Linked DNA regions of Mus musculus: region 1 is linked to region 2. A link is a loop called in an ENCODE intact Hi-C map of the cell type or tissue named here. Cell type or tissue: gastrocnemius. All regions are shown on one strand. Links, peaks and the distances in the headings refer to the core of each region. The heading gives the core; the rest is flanking DNA.

Evidence for each region. Peaks named below come from ENCODE experiments on the same cell type or tissue, not always from the same donor. Only the 100,000 strongest peaks of a DNase experiment are listed, where the experiment ranks them.
Region 1: a loop joins it to region 2, with 2.1 times the contacts of the local background. A loop is called at or near these places in 4 of 42 quality-filtered maps.

The regions. Positions count from the first base shown.
Region 1 is chr15:77,977,167-77,985,825 of GRCm38, forward strand. No RefSeq gene overlaps it. Among named protein-coding and RNA genes, the nearest start is that of Eif3d, 11 kb to the left of the region's middle. In gastrocnemius, for the core only: a CTCF peak has its summit at 5,199 (motif pointing right); DNase peaks (open chromatin) are centred at 4,071, 4,875 and 5,200.
Region 2 is chr15:78,148,258-78,156,916 of GRCm38, forward strand. A730060N03Rik (a long non-coding RNA gene) reads left to right here. Exons shown (of 2, transcript XR_875456.2): 2 at 1-304. Among named protein-coding and RNA genes, the nearest start is that of Ift27, 21 kb to the right of the region's middle. In gastrocnemius, for the core only: no CTCF peak of the experiment used is centred there; a DNase peak (open chromatin) is centred at 4,207.

The DNA of each region.
Region 1 (8,659 bases), core at 320-8,319, 170 kb before region 2:
GAACAGACACCATGACCAAGGCAAGTCTTATAAAAAACAACATTTAATTGGGGCTGGCTTACAGGTTCAGAGGTTCAGTCCATTATCATCAAGGTGGGAGCATGGCAGTTTCCAGGCAGGCATGGTACAGGAGGAGCTGAGAGTTCTATGTCTTCATCCAAAGGCTGCTAGTGGAAGACTGACTTCCAGGCAACTAGGGTGAGGATCTTATACCCACACCCACAGTGACACACCCATTCCAACCAGGTCACACCTATTCCATCAAGGCCACACCTCCAGATGATGCCACTCCCTGGTCCAAGGATATACAAACCATCACAATCAGCATGGACGCATTCCCTGGTCTCTTCTGATCATAGATGCGCCGTGTCCAGTCCTTTCAAACCCATGAGACCTTGACTTCCTCCGCCATGATGGACTGTAACCTGAGACTGTGAGCTAAAGTAAGTCCTTTCTTCCTGGAGTTACTTTTGCTAGATTATTTTATCATAGGAAAAGAGAATAAGGTGTCATGTTGTGTAAGGTACAAGGCTCTGGAGGGCAGGTGGAGCAGGAGGTGTTGCTTGGGGTTATATAATATGGCTTTTCCTAAGAATCATCAGTTTGGTTGTCTGCAAATGCATGACTGAGTGGTTTGGGACACAGTAGCTTATCAGGAGTTCCTCCCAGGGAGGAGGCTGGACTGGGGCCAGAGCACATCCAGGGAGCCTTGGCCTCTTAGCTTGTATCGCCTTTAGAGAAAGCACGTGTTGTGATTAGTACTGATGCTAGCTGACAGGATCTAGAGCCTCAGGGTGTTTTGGGTGTGTCTGTCGTGGACTTATTAGGAGGACACACTGTAAAGATGCATTCCCACCCCCCCCCCTTAGGCTGGAGGCCTGGTGTCAATAAAAAGAAGTGAGTGGAATGTCACCATTCATCTCTCTCTGGCTTTCAGGTTGTGGACGCAGTGTGCAAGCTGCCTCAAATGAGAAAAGCAACCCACTGTGAAAGAAGGTGTCCCCTCAGTATCAGGACAGCCATGGAGCCATCTGCCATTGTCTAGGACATGAGCTCCGATGGCTCTAGCATCACTGTTTCCTGGGAAGGCTGTGCTTCTGAAGTGGGGCGGGGGCGGGGGGGACATGCACATGCTGGTCTATAGACAAACACTTCCTGGGCTAAAGCTACTACTCAATTTGATCTCTCCTGCCAATCAGCCCTATGAGCCTGGGGAATCTCCTAGCTCTTTAGGTGTCATGGTATTTGGACTAGTCAGGGTGACAAAGTGTCTCAGCTGCCCTGTGGCTAGATATTTTTTCTTCATTACTGACAGATCTTGTATTTATGTGCCAGCCTTATTCGCTTAATTGAGAGGCTCGGCCTCCTAAGCAGACAGGCCCCAGGTTCTACAGCAGACTCACCGATGTGTCTTGGGACTGCTGATGTGGGCAGCCCTACTTCTAGAGAGCCAACCTACATCTCCTCTGCTCTTCTTAAGGCTGCGGGGTAGGTTTTTCAATCGATGAGAAAACCAAAGCTCTAAGAGGAGGGCCTTGCTCAAGGACAGCTAGTCACGGTGATTTAGAAATTGAGCCCAGGCCACTAGAACTGAGGTGTTACTCCTTTGCGGCATCAAAGTCCCCAAACTCTGAAGCTAGGACTTCTTCGCAAGACTGGGCAAGCATTAGACTATGCCCCTGGGGTAAAGTGGATAGTAGGTAGAATCTATGTCAAATCCCACACAGTGTGAATGTTTATATATATATATATATATATATATTTTTTTTTTTTTTTTTGCTGAAGAAAAGACCCAAGACTTATGGAGTTCTTCTCAGGACTCACCGAGAGTTCATCGGCAATGAGGTCAGCCCACTGGAAAATGTTCTGCCATCCAAAGAATTGACAACTCTAGGGCTGGCTACTATGGCTCTGGAGGTTAAGGGGCTTGCTGCCAAGTCTGATGACCTGAGTTTGATTCCCCAAGTCCACATGGTGGAAGGAGAGAACTGAGTCCTCTCAAGTTGTCCTCTAACCTCTTCATGCATACTGCGGCGCGCGTGTGTACACACACACACACACACACACACACACACACACACACACTCCTACACACCCACACACACATTAAAAATGAATTTAAATCTTTGAAGCAAATCAGGCCACCAGGACTTCAGTGGAGAGACTCTGTTTCCCTGTCTCCCTCAGGATACTTTTCCTGTCCCTCTTCTGAGTTCAGAACTCTGTCCCTACTCTGTCCTTACAGAAGACTCAGGGCTGAGGACACAGTGCCCAGGCAGACAGCCCAGAAACATGCAGCATTTACTCTTTTCGTGGGAGGCTGCGAGAAGCTTTCAGCTCACCAGCCCGCCTCAGCCTCAGGGTGGGTGGATTGCCCCAGCAAAGCAGTCAAAGTTGCCAATGCAAAAGGGTGCAAAGCCTTGGAGCGCAGTCCTTGTCCTCAGGAGAAAGGGACGCTGTTGGCCATCCACGCCGGTGACGGGTATTGAAAGTTATTTTTTATTTCAGCTGGATGTACACTCACCCATCACAGGACCGTGCTCAGAATAGAGAGGCACCTGTTGGGCCATCCTCCCCACTTCCTGCCTTTTGGGCATCTCTCCAACTGCTGAGCCATCCACTTCTCTGTTATGCCCAAGATATATCAGGATGCTCAGCCCTGACGACAGGGGACAAAATAGAACCCTACTTCCTTCAGAACCATCTAGCTCATTTACAGAGCTGGACTGTCTCAGTGGGATGAGCAACAACCAGGCCTCCCACATTTTTCTCTGTTGGAAGCAGGGTTCGGGGTCCTGAGGCCAAAGGCAAGCCATTGTCGGCTTTATCTGGCTGTGTTGGGTCGGGTTAAGAAGGCCCCCTCGCTGGGCATTAGTCCTGCTTTGAGCAGCACAAGCCTAGACTCATCTCTGCTGTGGTGTGTAACCTGGTTCCGACTCTCCTGACAGATTTGTGCAGAGCCTAATCATGAAGGCCAAGTGACTGCAAGACCTTACTTGAGGATCTTCTTCTTACACGTGTGAGGGGCTCAGACTGAGTTTGGACCCAGGTTTCAGTAACCACGTGACCTTGGGCAAACTATAAGGTCCTCAGAACCTTGTCTGTAGAACGCAAGAAATTGGAATGCTCCTCTCTCAGGGAGAGGGTGAGCATCTTGTCAGAGGATGGTGACTTTTCTTCAGACAGCGAGTCCAGGTCAGTGGGTTGACTGGAGCCTGGGTAGAACTTTGCCCAGGGCGCAATCTTGAAAAGAGATTCTAAAAGCAATCACTGGTCATCCACAGCTAACAACTTAGTTCAAGCCCCTGAGATGTAGCTCATGCTAGGGATATGAGACTTGAGAGGTGCTTCGTGAAATGCATTTTATATCTTACAAACTTGTTTATCTTGTGGTACCGGGGATTGAACCCAGGATCTTGTGCATGACAGACGAATGCTCTACTGCTAAGCCATGTTCCTAGCTATGAAGTATACTTTGAGTTTACATCTAAATTCTGTATTTCACACATAAATCAGGTTTTGGTATATTCTCTCTCTGTCTCTCTGTCTCTTTGTTTTTGGAGATAGCCCTGGCTGTCCCAGAATTCACTATGACCAGAGATTCTCAGAGACCAGGTTGGCCTGGTCTCTGAGAGATCCATCTTCCTCTGCTTTCTGAGATCTGGGATTAAAGGTGTGCACCACCACCTCCTGGTAGGGATTCCCTTAAAATCTGGCCAGACTACTCAGTCATTCCTGATATCTGAAGAGGACTTGTCCCTTGGCCTGGGGCTTACAAATGTGCTGCAGTCCCTACCACCCCCTATCACTCCAGTCCCTGACTTTCTCATATTCCTGTATGCTCTCCCCGAGGTCCTCTGGGGATTGGCAGATAAATTGCAGTGCTGTGCCGTGGGTGCTACGAGAGGGACAGTAAGTCAGCCAGGGCGGTCAGAAAAAGCTCCTCCAGGGAGAAGAGCCACAGCTGCTGCTCTGCAAAACCTGCAGCTACGGCTCAATGCCCTCCTCTTTATGGCTCAAGGAGAGGGACCAAGGACACAAAGTCAGAGATGGCAGGGACATCTGTGCGGAGAGCTGAGGCCAATGGCTTGCTTGTGGCTGTCCAGCCTTCTGCAGGCTGGAACTGGAGCAGCTAGGGCCCTGCCTCCCTGGCTCCGGGTTTCTTAGAGGTTGGAAGGTCTGGGGCCTGGACACGAGGCTTGTGCCCGTTACTCACTGGCAGTGTGACCTCTGATTAGCCATTTCCTCTCCTTGAACCTGTGTCTTCCTGTGCCAACAGGACTTGGGAGTCTGATGGCTTGACAGGACAAGGGCCAAACACTGACAAAGTGGCCTGTGGACACTACAGACATTTGAGGGTCACTATGACAGTTGGAAAAGAGCCACCTTCTCCAGCAGACTTGGTGCCATCTGTTTAACAGAGGCCTTGAAAGGGCCCATCCCCACACTTGCCCGACTGGTCCCTCTTAGGGCACACAGGGCCTTTTTTTTTTTTTTTTTTTTTTTTTTTTTAAGGCTTGGACCTTGGAAAGTGTGTTTGATCCTCTGAGCTTGGCTGTGAGGAGAGGAGAGCTGTAGGTGCAGAGACCAAGGGCCCCCTTCTTTTAGAAGGTGTCAAGGTCAAAGGCCGGACTGGGGGATGTGAGGGAAGCAAGACGCTGTGCACAAGAGGAGTGAAGCCATGCTCCACTCTCCAGTCTGTGTATCTAGATAGGATCTCACCACGTAGCCCTCACTAGCTTTGAACTTGAATCCATCCTCCTGCCTCAGGCTCCTGGGTGTCAGGACTACAGGCGTGATCCATTTCTGTGTGTCAGACTCCCATCAAGTCCCCCTTCAGTAGAGCTTGATGTAAGAGTGGGAGGCTAGGCGCAGTGATGCCCATTTGTAATTCCAGCACTTGGGGGTGGTGGGAGTGGAGGCAGGACGATCAGAAGCTCATGATAATTATGTAAATGAGCTGTAGTCCAACTTGGGCTACAATAGACTCTGTCTCAAAAAGAAAAAAAAAACCAAAACAACAAAACCCGAGATTTAAATGTCACGGCACTCAAGGTCACACCGTGTGCTAGCAACAAGGCACGTTCAAGTCTTAGATGGAGAATGAACAGCGCTTTCTGCAGGGTCACTGGCTTCCCCTCCACGGGGTACCTCAGGACTGCCCATCAGAAGGTCATGCATTCTACAATGTGGCCACAGGATGGCGCTGCTGCTCAATTCAGGAAAACAGCCAGCTCCAGGGCTGTAATTCAGAGCATCGGATACCCTTTAAAAGTGAGTCACTGGCGTTTATGACTGCTGTGTTAACACATATAAATAATCTTAATATGAGCAACAGCATTAGCATTGGTACAGGGCTTCCTGCGTTGTCAGCTCGCCTGCTTAGCTGGTTCCATCTGCCACGCAGTCCAAGCCTGTTAGATGAGGCTCTTTTCAGTGATTGCTCTTTGACGGGGAAAGTGAGGCACAGAGGAGACAGGGTAGCTCAGAGTGGAGGGCACACGGTGCTCAGCCAATGAATCCGCCTGGCAGACTGCTTCTCCACTTCTCCTATGTATGTCTCAGGACACAGGACAAGGTCTGGCCCCACTCCTAGGCCAGTTCATGGTCAAAGGCTTTGGAGGACCTTTGTGGTAGGGGTGGGCAGATACGGGCTCCCTGATAGGTGCTCAGCCTTCCTGAGCTTCAGTGTAGCGTGTGAGTGCTGCCTTGGCTGGCCTGGAAGGCTCTTTGGGTGTGCTGGCCGGGAGAAGCAGACTCTGGGATACAGCTGGTGGAATTGACTGCAAAGAGGGGGTCATTCTCTTCTCCACGTGGCATTTATAGGGCATTGGTGACTCACCAGAATCTGGTCCCCAAGGCTGCTAGTGGTAGAGTGACCAGGAATTAATGAATGAATGATTCATTCATTCATGCAATTAGCATTCTTTAGGGGCCTGCTCCATGGTAAACAGTAGGAATATAATGGTATAAACACAGCCCAGTGCCCTGTAGCTTCCTGGATAAAGGGCAAGTTAGCTGAGTACAGCTTGGTGACAAACTGCTCAAAAGCTGTTCCTTTTTTTTTTTTTTTTTTTTTTTTTTTTGAGACAGGGTTTCTCTGTGTAGAACTGGAACTCACTCAGTAGACCAGGCTGGCCTTGAACTCAGAAATCTGCCTGCCTCTGCCTTCCAAGTGCTGGGATTAAAGACATGCATCACCACTGCCCGGCTCAAAAGCTACTCTAAGTGCCTTGAGCAGGAGGAAGCTGCATGAGGAAGGGCTAGGCGAGTTCACAAGACACTAGGTTAAAAAAAGGTACTTAGGGGCAGCAGAGGGGAAAGCATGTGCCCAGGGAAGAGCAGTCAAAGTGTGACCACCAGACATCCGAGGGCCAGAAAGCCAGTACTGATCGCACCTCCCCTTTGCAGATTGGCTAGCTGAGGCTTGGATGGTGGAAGCTGTCCAAAGTTCTGAAAGTTTGCTCTGGTGGAGTTAGGAAGGAGAAAAGGAGAAATAGATAGATAGATAGATAGATAGATAGATAGATAGATAGATAGATAGATAGATAGATGAATAGAGATTAGATAGATAATAGATAGATGAATTTATAGGTAGATAGGTAGATGATGGATAGATAGATGTCTGGTTTTCAGTAAGTCTCAGGTTTTTATCCATGAGTGTTTTAGCTTGGAGACCCATCTGCTGACAGAGGAGGAGGAGGAGGAGGAGGAGGAGGAGGAGGAGGAGGAGGAGGAGGATGCCAGCTGCAGAGAAAGAACCCTGACCTACGCAGTCCCCATGCTCTAGTGGCCTTGTGCCAGTTCCTTTGCTTCCCTTAGAGGTGTAACCTGTTGAATCCTTTCTGGAAAGATCTGAGGCTGAGAAGATGACATAGGAGGCCTGGGGCTGTAGCCCAGCGGGTAGAGTACTGGCCTAATGCACAAAAAGCCATCCCCACAGCAGGTCAAGCTGAGGGTGATGGCATACTCCTGCAGTCCCCTCACTAGTTCAGGCCATCTCTGACACTGGGTGAGGCTGAGCATATTATTCCACCTCACTGAGCCCTAGCTCCTCATCCATGAGAAGAGGGGCGCAGAGACCCCCCTTAAGGGATGTCCGTGGGGATTATAGCAGCGCAGAGGCTGAGGGTTCCCTTATCTGCATCATCACAGAGACGTGAGGCCCCGGTTATTGTGTGGTTAGGAATAGGGGAAGGTGAAGAGATTGGGAAACAGAAGCCCAAGGACAAACAAAAGACATGGAATTAAGTCCAAATGGTGACTTAATCCAGCAGCTCTGACTGCTGGTGTGTGGGGGTGTGTGCAATGCGAGTTTCTCCTAGGACTGAGATGCTGTAGAGACAGCCTGGGTCTTTGCACTGTCCGGGAGCTCAGCTCCTTCATCCAGCAAACTTTTGGAGAGGAGGTCCTTGCTGGGACCCATGATGGCACCACAAGGCAAATGGCACAGCAGCTCTGGTCCAAAGGAACACCATTTCCAGGCAACAAGCTCATCCCCCAGGTCCTTCCCTTCTGCATCCGCTGGCTCTTGGTATTGATCCACTGGGGTTGGAGCTGACTGGAGCAGCGGGAGGAGGACGCCGCAGTGCTATTAGGGCGAAGGCACGCTGTCATCTGTCAGTGTCTCCCTGGGCACAGCTGGCTGGGGAGACATCCCGCTGTTAACTCCTCTCCTCTCTCAGCTTCCCACTGCACACACAACTTGGAAGCCCTCTGCCACCTTTCTCCAGCGGGAACTTGAGTACCTGATCCTGCTTCTCCCAGCCATGAGCCCTGGTTCCCAAATGCCCCAGTCAGTCTTGCCTCTGTACCTGCAGTCACCAAATTCCATACCAAGTGTGGCCACCAAATCTGTTTCCAGACATCTGTGTATCCATCTGTTGCTCTCACAGTCCACCTTGTTTTCTCTATCCATCCATCTATCCATCCTCCCACCTATCTATCCACCCACCCATCCACCTATCAACTCACTTATCTATCAAGTCACCTATCCATCCATCTTCCTATCCATCCATCCATCCGTCCATCCATCTTCCTATCCATCCATCCATCCATCCATCCATCCATCCATCCATCCATCCATCCATCTTCCTATCCATCCATCCATCCATCCATCCATCCATCCATCCATCCATCCATCCACCTATCTATCCATCAACTCATCTATCTATCTATCTATCTATCTATCTATCTATCTATCTATCTATCCATCTATCCATCCATCCTGCAATTCAGCATTGTTTCATTAGACTCAACACAGTATAGTTCAACTAATTCATTTTGCTTGTCTTGAATTCTTAAGATTCGTGGCTTTGCCATGTGCTGAGCAGGGGCCAGTGGGCAGGGACCTCACCATCCTTCACAGCCATCTCTGACTGTCGCCTCTACTAACTCATTAGCGGAAGCCATTGGATTTAAAGGGCTGGCCTGTGAAAGAGTGCCGGCCACAGGAATTGGCTGAGGTGGGAGAGAGGCCAGCCTGTAGGACAATATGTGGGTCCCAGGCAGGCAAGGGATGTAAGCTGAGGTCAAGCAGAGATGTGTGGGCGTGACTTGAGAGAGGAAGGCCAGCAAATAGGCGAGGAGACCACTGCTGGAGAAGGGTGGTCTCCTGTGGCCTGTGAAGGCTGTTGTCCTGTAAAGATTAAGCTCCAGA
Region 2 (8,659 bases), core at 179-8,178:
CTATCTTCCCTCCAAATACCCTCCCTCATCTTGCCCACTTGCCCAGTGCTGCTTTTGTTACGGTCCAACATGAATGCCACCTCTATTGGGAAGTCTTCCGTATCCGTTACAAGCCCTGCTCAGGGGGGTCTGACCACAGGGTTCTCTCACTCTGAGCACAACAGAGAGGAAGCTGGCTATAGTGAGGCTGGTGTCCCTCGAAGAAGCTGTGTGGTCCCCAGGACCTCCTACCCAGCTTCTAGGAGGGAGGTTTGAACTTGTGATGGGTTTCTTTTGTAAATAAAGTTTTATTGAGACACAGTCATGCTGTTCAGTAACATTTTGTAGAAGACGGCTTTAGCATAGCACAGCCAAATGTCTGGCTGTGACAGAGACATTTGTATGCCTCAGAAAGCATAAAGAAAACATTTGCTGACCTTTGCTTTCTCGGTCAGGGAAAAGTGTGGAAGACTTGGGGGAGGGGCATCTGGGTCGGACAGGATGTGCAGTTCCTCACTTCCTCTCGTAGCCCACGGGCCACAGCTGATCACATGACACTAAACAAACTGCAAGGATGTTGGGAAATGTAGTCCTTCTCAGGTGGATGAGGGAGGAGGTCAATCTGATGCATAGCCTAGGGTCTCCACACAGCCTTTCCCAACCGTTTCTCTCTGCTCTGTGCAAGGGTTCTATTCCACCCACCCGCAAGGCCCAGGCTGGAGTGCTGGGTGGTGGGGCTCATGCTTCCTCAGACCTCTTACCACAGACAGTCAGAGCTGGGTCACACATTCTACAGATCCCTTTCCCCTTGGCACCCCACTCTGGGTGTTCTAGTGATGATGGCCCTGCTGCCGGCAGTGGAGGCTGGGACTTACTGGTTGCTCGTTTCACACCTCCACACAGCCGTTGAGATCATCTCCCAGAACAAATTCTGCCCCTGACCATCTATTTGGGAGATGTCTCTAGAAGAAGCCAAAAATAAGACAATGCTGCGTGTATATTAACTAGACAGGAAAACTGAGACATGAAGAAATTAACACAATATATTAAAGAAAATGACAGCAAATATTCTTTGAAACTAAAACAGTGCATATTTGTGTGCATGTGTGTATGTGTGTATGTGTGTGAGTGTGTGTGTGTGTGTGTGTGTGTGTGTGTGTGTGTGTGTGTGTGTGCATGTGTGTGGGGAGGTGGGTAGATAAGCCAGAATAAGGTCAGAGTTGGGGCTTTAGGCTATCAAGGCAGGGGCACCTGAGGCTTTGAAAGGTTTTAAGTAGATCAGCTGTCATCTGAACTGTAGGGAAAGGGTACTATGACCAATTAAGAAGCCTTTGGTGATCATTTAAGGGGTCATCAAGGCAGGGGCCACTTAATTCAAGGTTCTCTGCACGGCTCCATCCCCAGAGACTTCCCTCTACGAGGACACACACCTGATCCTCTTAACATCCATTTCACACCTGTTTCCCTAAGGCCTCTCTCCCTCTCCCCGAGTCTAGCCTCTGTTGGGGAGAGTCTGTGCCAGAAGCTGGCATCCCTGCAGCCTGGCCAGGGTCAGCAGCTTCAGCGGGCAGTCATCTGCCCTAGAGGCAGCCGGTTGGGCTGGCCAGGTGCTACTGTTTCTGCCTCAGTGCCCTGTGTTGCCCGTGCCACCTGAGAAGATGGTCTTGCAAGTGAATGGGGTCAGGAGGGTCTGCTGGTTCCACCTTCTCCTCTGCCTCCACTGGGCTCCACTGCCTTTGCCTGCTGTCCTAGATGAATTCAACTGGCTAGACTGTAAGGCCTGGCCAGGCATGGTGTGGTCCAGCCCTGGAACCCAGTGTGGGGGATGCCAACTCTGGAGCCCTGCACAGCCGCAGCAGACTGCAGGCTGGGAGGATGGTCAGGTGGCTGGCCGCTCTGAAGATGAAGTGACTGCTGATCTTAAAGGCGAGAGTCCCAGTGGATGTCTGGGAAATGGGTGGAAGCCACAGGAAAATGCAAGTATTTGCTGCAAGATGTGGGCAGGGCTACAAAGCAGCACTCCCCATCCCCCCCCCCAGCTGCAGCTAGAGAACCCCACTCTACTCCAACCCCAACTCCGCAGTGGTTCCCACTGTACTTCTGCAAAAGCCAGCACTGCAGATGAGGCTTCCCCAGCCTCTTCCATTTCCCTGCTCACCAGCGACACTGGCTTCTCCTAAGACCAAGATTCCTCTTTTCCTCAAGACCTTTGAATGCTTTCTTCCCTGTCTGACCCCATCAAAACCTTCTCCTGCACCTCTCCACGGAAAGACACTAGCTGCTTCCTCCGCAATGGGGATGTCTCAAAAGAACCCAAACAAGAGATCTGGGGTCTTTTTAAAGATCAATCCCGTTCTTTCTAGGAGTTTCTGCCCCTTGGTTTTATATATTTGTTAACTGTTTATTGTCTCTGTAATGCCAGAATCTATGCCACAGATCAGGACAAGGGTCCAGGTTTGTCTTGTGTGCCTGGAAGCCTATATAGACAGACCCAAGGGCTGGGCTGTTTATCCGACTCTGCTTGCCTGCCTATGTGCATGAAGAATCAAAGGCCTTTGAATTCTACGTACTCAGAGGGAGATTGGCCAACCTGGTCAATACTGGTAGGAGCTGGCTAAACTCAAGACTCCAAGCTCCAGCCTGGTCATTCTCTAGTCTCCTGAAACTGTGGGGTTCCCTTCCCCTTTAGATCATTTGCATGCCCCTGGGCCTCCTTGCTCCGAGTAAAGGGTGGGGACCTCAGAGGAAGAGAATAAAAGCAATCACATTAAGTGATTGGCATTCTTTAGGGACCACTGTATGGTGAAGTAGGTGATCTTGGGTTCTCCAGGGCAGGAATTAACACCAGGTCCCTTTGGTGAAGTTTATCTGAGCAGAGGCCACTAGCAGACAAGGATAGACAGCAGAATCTGAGCCTGGGCCAGGATTTCATATACCTTGGGGAACTGGCCATCCCTCCTTATTGGAGCAAGAACACGGTAATGAACGTCAGGAAGGACCCAACCTCTTCCCAGATAGGAAGGCTCTCCTGAAAGTTAGAGATGCCCAGCAGTGCTATGGGCCTCCACTGTAACTGGGAGCATCCTCTTAGCCTCCTGGAAGGTGTGTGTGTGTGTGTGTGTGTGTGTGTGTGTGTGTGTGTGTGTGTGTGTGTAGTCTAAATGAGACACATTCAGAGAAGGCTGGGAAGATGCTGGGACTTTAGGCTACTTCTCTCTCCCGTCCCAGCTACTGAACCAAGCAGGGTAACTGTCAGGATGTCTGAGGATAAGGGGTCTGAGTCGGAGGGAACCCAGTGGAGGCCCTGTTATCTGCCAGGCACATGTTTCAATCCTGCAAAGTTGAGTGCAAAAACATCCAAGGAGCAGATGCGAGGAGACCGGCAGGTGTCTGTCCTGTGTCTCAGTCCTGATCTCTTCTCCCTAACTTCAAAAGGCTGCTGTTTAAAACAGAGATCTGGGGTGTGAATTTTCCATCTACTTTTGTATAACTAGATCCTTGTTTGTGAAACTTGGCCTCTGCTTAACACTTTTAATTTTTGAAACAGGGTCTCACTAGGTAGCCCAAGCTAGCCTAGAACCCATAATCAGCGTCCCATATGCTGGGATATATAGGAGACACTGCACTAGGTTTGGGATCTTCCTTTTGTACCAGCAAGAGGCTCCCATGACCTGGACTCTGCTGGCTTTTATTCAAGCTTCTTAGCGTGCGTTGCAGCATAAGGGGTGCAGCTCAAGTGTAAAATGCTTGCTTAGTGGAGTGTGTGCAAGACCCAGGACTCCACCCGCTGCGGTTTTGAGCGTGTGTGGATAGAGGTGCACCCATGTGCTGCTGTGTGCCAGCTAGAAGTTCTCCAGGCTCAGCTTCCTGAGGGTGATGGTTTATTGAGGTAGCTTCTTACTGACGTTGCTGGGTTGGCTGCTCAGCCAGCCCCTCGGATCTGCCTGTCTCAGCCTCTCATGTGCTAGGATTACAAGGGCATGCCACCATGCTTGGCTCCCCCTTCCCAGCCCCCCCCATCTCTCTCTCTCTCCTTTTTTCTCTGTTCTCCAATTCAGGGAATTGAACACAGGTCTTTGTGACCTGACTGCACCAGCAGGTGCTCTAGACTTGGTGCCATATGCTTAGCGGATGCTGCCACTGTGGGTGTGACTCTGCCCACTGCAGCAATGCTTGGCTTTAACCTTACATGGGGTTTTGTCCGGGTGTTCAGACTCAACACATAAATATGCCTACACAGCCTGGGATGAGACCGAGGCTACCAGACTATCTTGGCACATACCTCTCTCCCACAGAAGACAGCCAGCCTAGCCCAGTCTGCAGTGACAGAAGCCACCAGCTCTCCATTTCCTCAGTGCAGAGCCAGGTAGGCCTCAAACCTACCTTCCCTCACACTTGAAATAGAGTTTAATTTTGAAGGCTATAGAAAGGAGGAAGGGGGCAGGAGGAAGGAAGAAGGAAAAAGAGGAAGACTGGGAGGAAGGCTTGACAGAAATGTCAGGCAGGCAGGAAGAGAGGCACTGGGGAGAAGGGCAGGTCTATCCCTTGTACCCCTCTTTTCCCTGCCCTTAGCTGTGTCTCAGACAAGAGCGAGCTGGCCTGGGCTCTGAGGCTGTTTGCGGTAACTCCTGTAGCTCTCAGATCCATCCTCTCGGTGGTGGGGCAGTGCGAGGGAGCTGGGCAGCATCCAGTGCCAGGCCGTGGCAGTTAGGGCTTCTGCCATGGCACCTGGGGCAGGTGGCTCTCAGTTCTTCTGGAGAAGCAGCTGTTTGGAACGGATCAAGAGTCTCCTCCAGTCAGGCTCTGTTCTTAGTTCCTTCCAAATCTCTGCTTTAGGATTTAATCCGCCATGGTTGCCAGTGAGCTGTGCCTCGGGGGCTCTCTCTACATCCCGCTGCTTAGGCAAGCTGCCTTGTATCTGGGGCCTCCCCTGGGCCACTCAGCCCAGGCCCCTCTTCCTTCTCTTTCTTTCTCTGCATGTTCCTTCCTTCCTCTCAATTTCTTGTCATTAACAAGTGCACGCTGTCCAGGGTGCTGCTCCCTGATGCTGGGAGTGTGAATTAGCATAGTCCCCTGGAGGACAGCTATTAAAGCTGAAAGGGTACACAGGCTTTGGCCTGGAAAGTCCCCTTCTAGGAATCCATCCTGTAGACGTCACTGGACAAGGGTCTGCTATATGCAGAGGGACATTGCCTGGATGCTTTGTAAAATCTAATGGCATCACAATCTTGTGACATCAATGGAAGATTAACAGAAAAGGTCAAGTAAGGAGCAAATGAGCCGGAAGGGAACCTTGAGCCTCACAGGGAATGTGGACTTTGGACACATGCTCTCAAGGAATCCTGGCTGACTTCATTAGCGATTCTAATGACCATGGTGCAGAGAGGTGTGATGTCAGGGCTGGTATTCCGCTGGAACCTTAGAACAATAACCCAAGAGGAGCATGGTAGGCCAGAGCTGCAGGCTGCGGGCGAGGACTGGGAGCATCTGCTCAACTCTGTTGTGCAGCACGAATGAACTCTGTGTCTCTGGGTCTCTTGCTCATTGATTGGCCAGTGAATCCAGGTTCAATGGGCTTCAGGGACCCATCTGTCTCAGCTGCTCTATATCGCTCCAGTGCTGGGTGCGCAGTCGCTCCTGGCTTTTTACATGGGAGCTAGGGATCCGAATCAGCTTGTAAGCACTCTGCCAACGGAGCCATCTCTCCAGCCTCTATTTCCCATCTGAAATCATGTCTACAAGATCCTCAACAACCAGGAAGGCTATGGCGGCACAGGCCTGCAGCGCTGGCATTGGAGAGGATGAGGCAAGAGGACCTTGAATCCAAGGCCAGCCTGGGCTACACAGAGAAGAAAACAAATGAAAGACACTGTCAAAGTAAAAAGAGCCAACTTCCCATTAGCACACATAGCAGTGATACAGGTTTTTGGTTTTGAAATATGTATATATTTTACATACAGAAGGGCAAAGATTTGGGCCATACACCCCTGCCCAGTGTGGATATCTGTCCCTGAGTGGTTTGAGTACCTTCCACTTTCTCATCTATATCTCAAGTGGTGCTGTCTCTCTGCTTATCTCTGACAGGGTCTCCCTGTGGCCTAGTCTTCACTATGTAGCTCATGTTGGCTTCAAACTTACAGCAATCCTCCTGCCTCAGCCTCCTGAATGCTGGGATTACAGATGTATACCACCAAGCCGGCTTCTTTCTCCCGCTCCCCTTCCCTCTTCCCCTTCCCCCTCCCTCTCTCTTTGTAGTTACATGTACATTTGTGCTGATAAACAAGCAATAATTATCATTGAAAATGCGAGCATCATTTCCTATAAGAGTGTCCCTTCTAGATGGAGGCTGTATATATCTGAATCATTAAAAAACACTGGTAAAAGTTGGTGATACCCTCACGTGATAGATGGAGAACTTAAGGATCAAAGAGGGTGAATACCTTGTCTAAGGACACACAGATAGGATGCTAACCCCTCTAGAGGAGAAGAAAATGTTTGTTTGTTTGTTTGTTTGAAATCAATCCTCAGCAACTTTTACAAGGAGGAAAGACCTCCACAGCCAGAGTTCTCCTGGTCTCCTGCCCCAAGTTCCACTCCAATCTCACCACCACCACCACCACCCACCACCCCCCGCAGCCACTTAAGTAATGGCTTTGCTGAGAACCAGTTCTGCACTCCAATCACAGGCGAGAGGCGAAAACTGCCCGTTCAATATTTCCTCCTAATGAGCCTCCACACGGCTGTCGCCTTTCAGGATGGAAGCGAGCTCTCTGCCACCGTCGCCCTCATATTTATCAGCACTGTTTACCTGCAGGGTGGCAGAGGGAAGGAGCGGCATTATACATAAATATCACGAAATCCACCGAGGGCGGCGGGCAGAGCGCTTAATCCCACCTCCGTCGCTAACGACTTACAATCCGGAGAAGTCACTCTCCTCTGTTTTCTCTGTCTCTAAAGTAAATAGAGGGTAACATGCTTTAAAAAAAAATCAATCGGTGTTCCAAAGGAAAAGGATGTGTGCAGACGAGGGTAGCAGCTCCACGTAGGACTGACCCGCACTCCCTCCGCTCTGATAATGCAGGAGACAGTGAGCTTTGTCCAACTCCACCTGTCAGCTCTCCTCCCAGGCCTGACAGTATTACCTCCCACCTCGCCTCTGAGCACTTCTGTCTACTCTCCCAGGCTGTTTGGTTCCAGGTGAGCCATTTCTGTTGGGACCTTCCCTCTGGAACAAATCAACTTTTCTGTTTTGGATAAGAACTCTGTGCCCCTGCCCTTCCGATGGACAGTTCACCCTGTGCCGATGCCCACAGTGGGGCCAGCAGGCGCTTACCTCCTTGCAGAAGGCCACGTAACCCAGGGCACTCACCCAAACCACAGGCTGTTTCCCCAGTCTGAGTCATACTGAGACATTGGGCGATGGGCACCAAGGGTGTTTATACAGGGAAACAGTTTTATTCTTTCAAACACAGGATCCAAGACATGACCCCACTGGTGTGGCCTCCCCAGCGGTCTTCTGTGGGAGGAAAAGAAGTAGCCAAAGGCTTGGAATTTAGCACAGTTGGTTGAGTGCTCACCTAACACTCCAGCTTGATCTCTAGCCTGATTCCTTTGGGCTTGATCCTAAAATAATTTTTAGAACCTAAAAAAATTGGATACGTTAGCATCCACCTGTAATCCTAGCGCACTGGAGGCCGAGACAGAAGGATCAGAAGTTCCAGAGCCATCCTTGGCTACATAACCAGTTTGAGGCCAGCATGGGCTACGTGAGACCTTGTCTCGACAATAACAAAAGGCATCATTGCTGGCCAGCTTCACAGAGTCTCAGACCATGAGAGGACAGTGGAGGACCTCTCACCTGTCCCTGGCTATTGTGTTCCTGGGCTTGTCTTGAGAGATTCTGGCTGGATACTCCATGTATCCCTCAGAGATTAGAAGCCCACTGTTGGCTCATTATTCGATACAGACTGTTGACAAGGGTAAGGTAAATGCTGTATCCATGTGCAAGGCTCTTGCTCACCGGGCTGAATCCCTGTCCTGACTGCTGCAGAGGAAGGCTCCGTCTGTAAGGGTTGCAAAGGAGCTATATGTCTCAAGGATACCAGTGGCTCTGTCCATTTTCAAATCCAGTTCAATAGTATCTTCACGGTGAGGTCTTCTAACGACCTCCCCAGTTCATATTACAACTCATCTCGACTCTGCATGGCCTCTGTTCTCCCTTGCTCTCCTGGCCCCTGACACAGGCACTATTAACCTCCGTGATCCAACCCCTCTCCCATCACACTGGAATACAAGCTCTGAGCGTGGGCATCACTCACTGGAATGGATTGGCACGTAGTAGGTGCTCACACATATCCAGGGCCCAAGGCCCAAGGCTAGGAAAACGGTCCACTCAGCAAAATGCTTACTGTTTAAGGACCTGAGTTCAAATCCACAAACCCATGTCAAGTCCAGGCTCAGACCTGCATGTCCGTCACCACAGCACTGCTGAGGTGGAGGGAGGGGGGAGACAAGCGAGACAGGCAGATAGCCAGAGCTTGCTGGCCTTGCAAGCAGGCTGGCTTAATCTATGAGCTCCAGGTTCAATGAGAGACCCCATCTCAAAGGTGGGAAGAGACAGAGGAAGATGCCTGATGTAGACCTCTGCCCCTCTCCATACAACCTAGACCCATAGTTACAC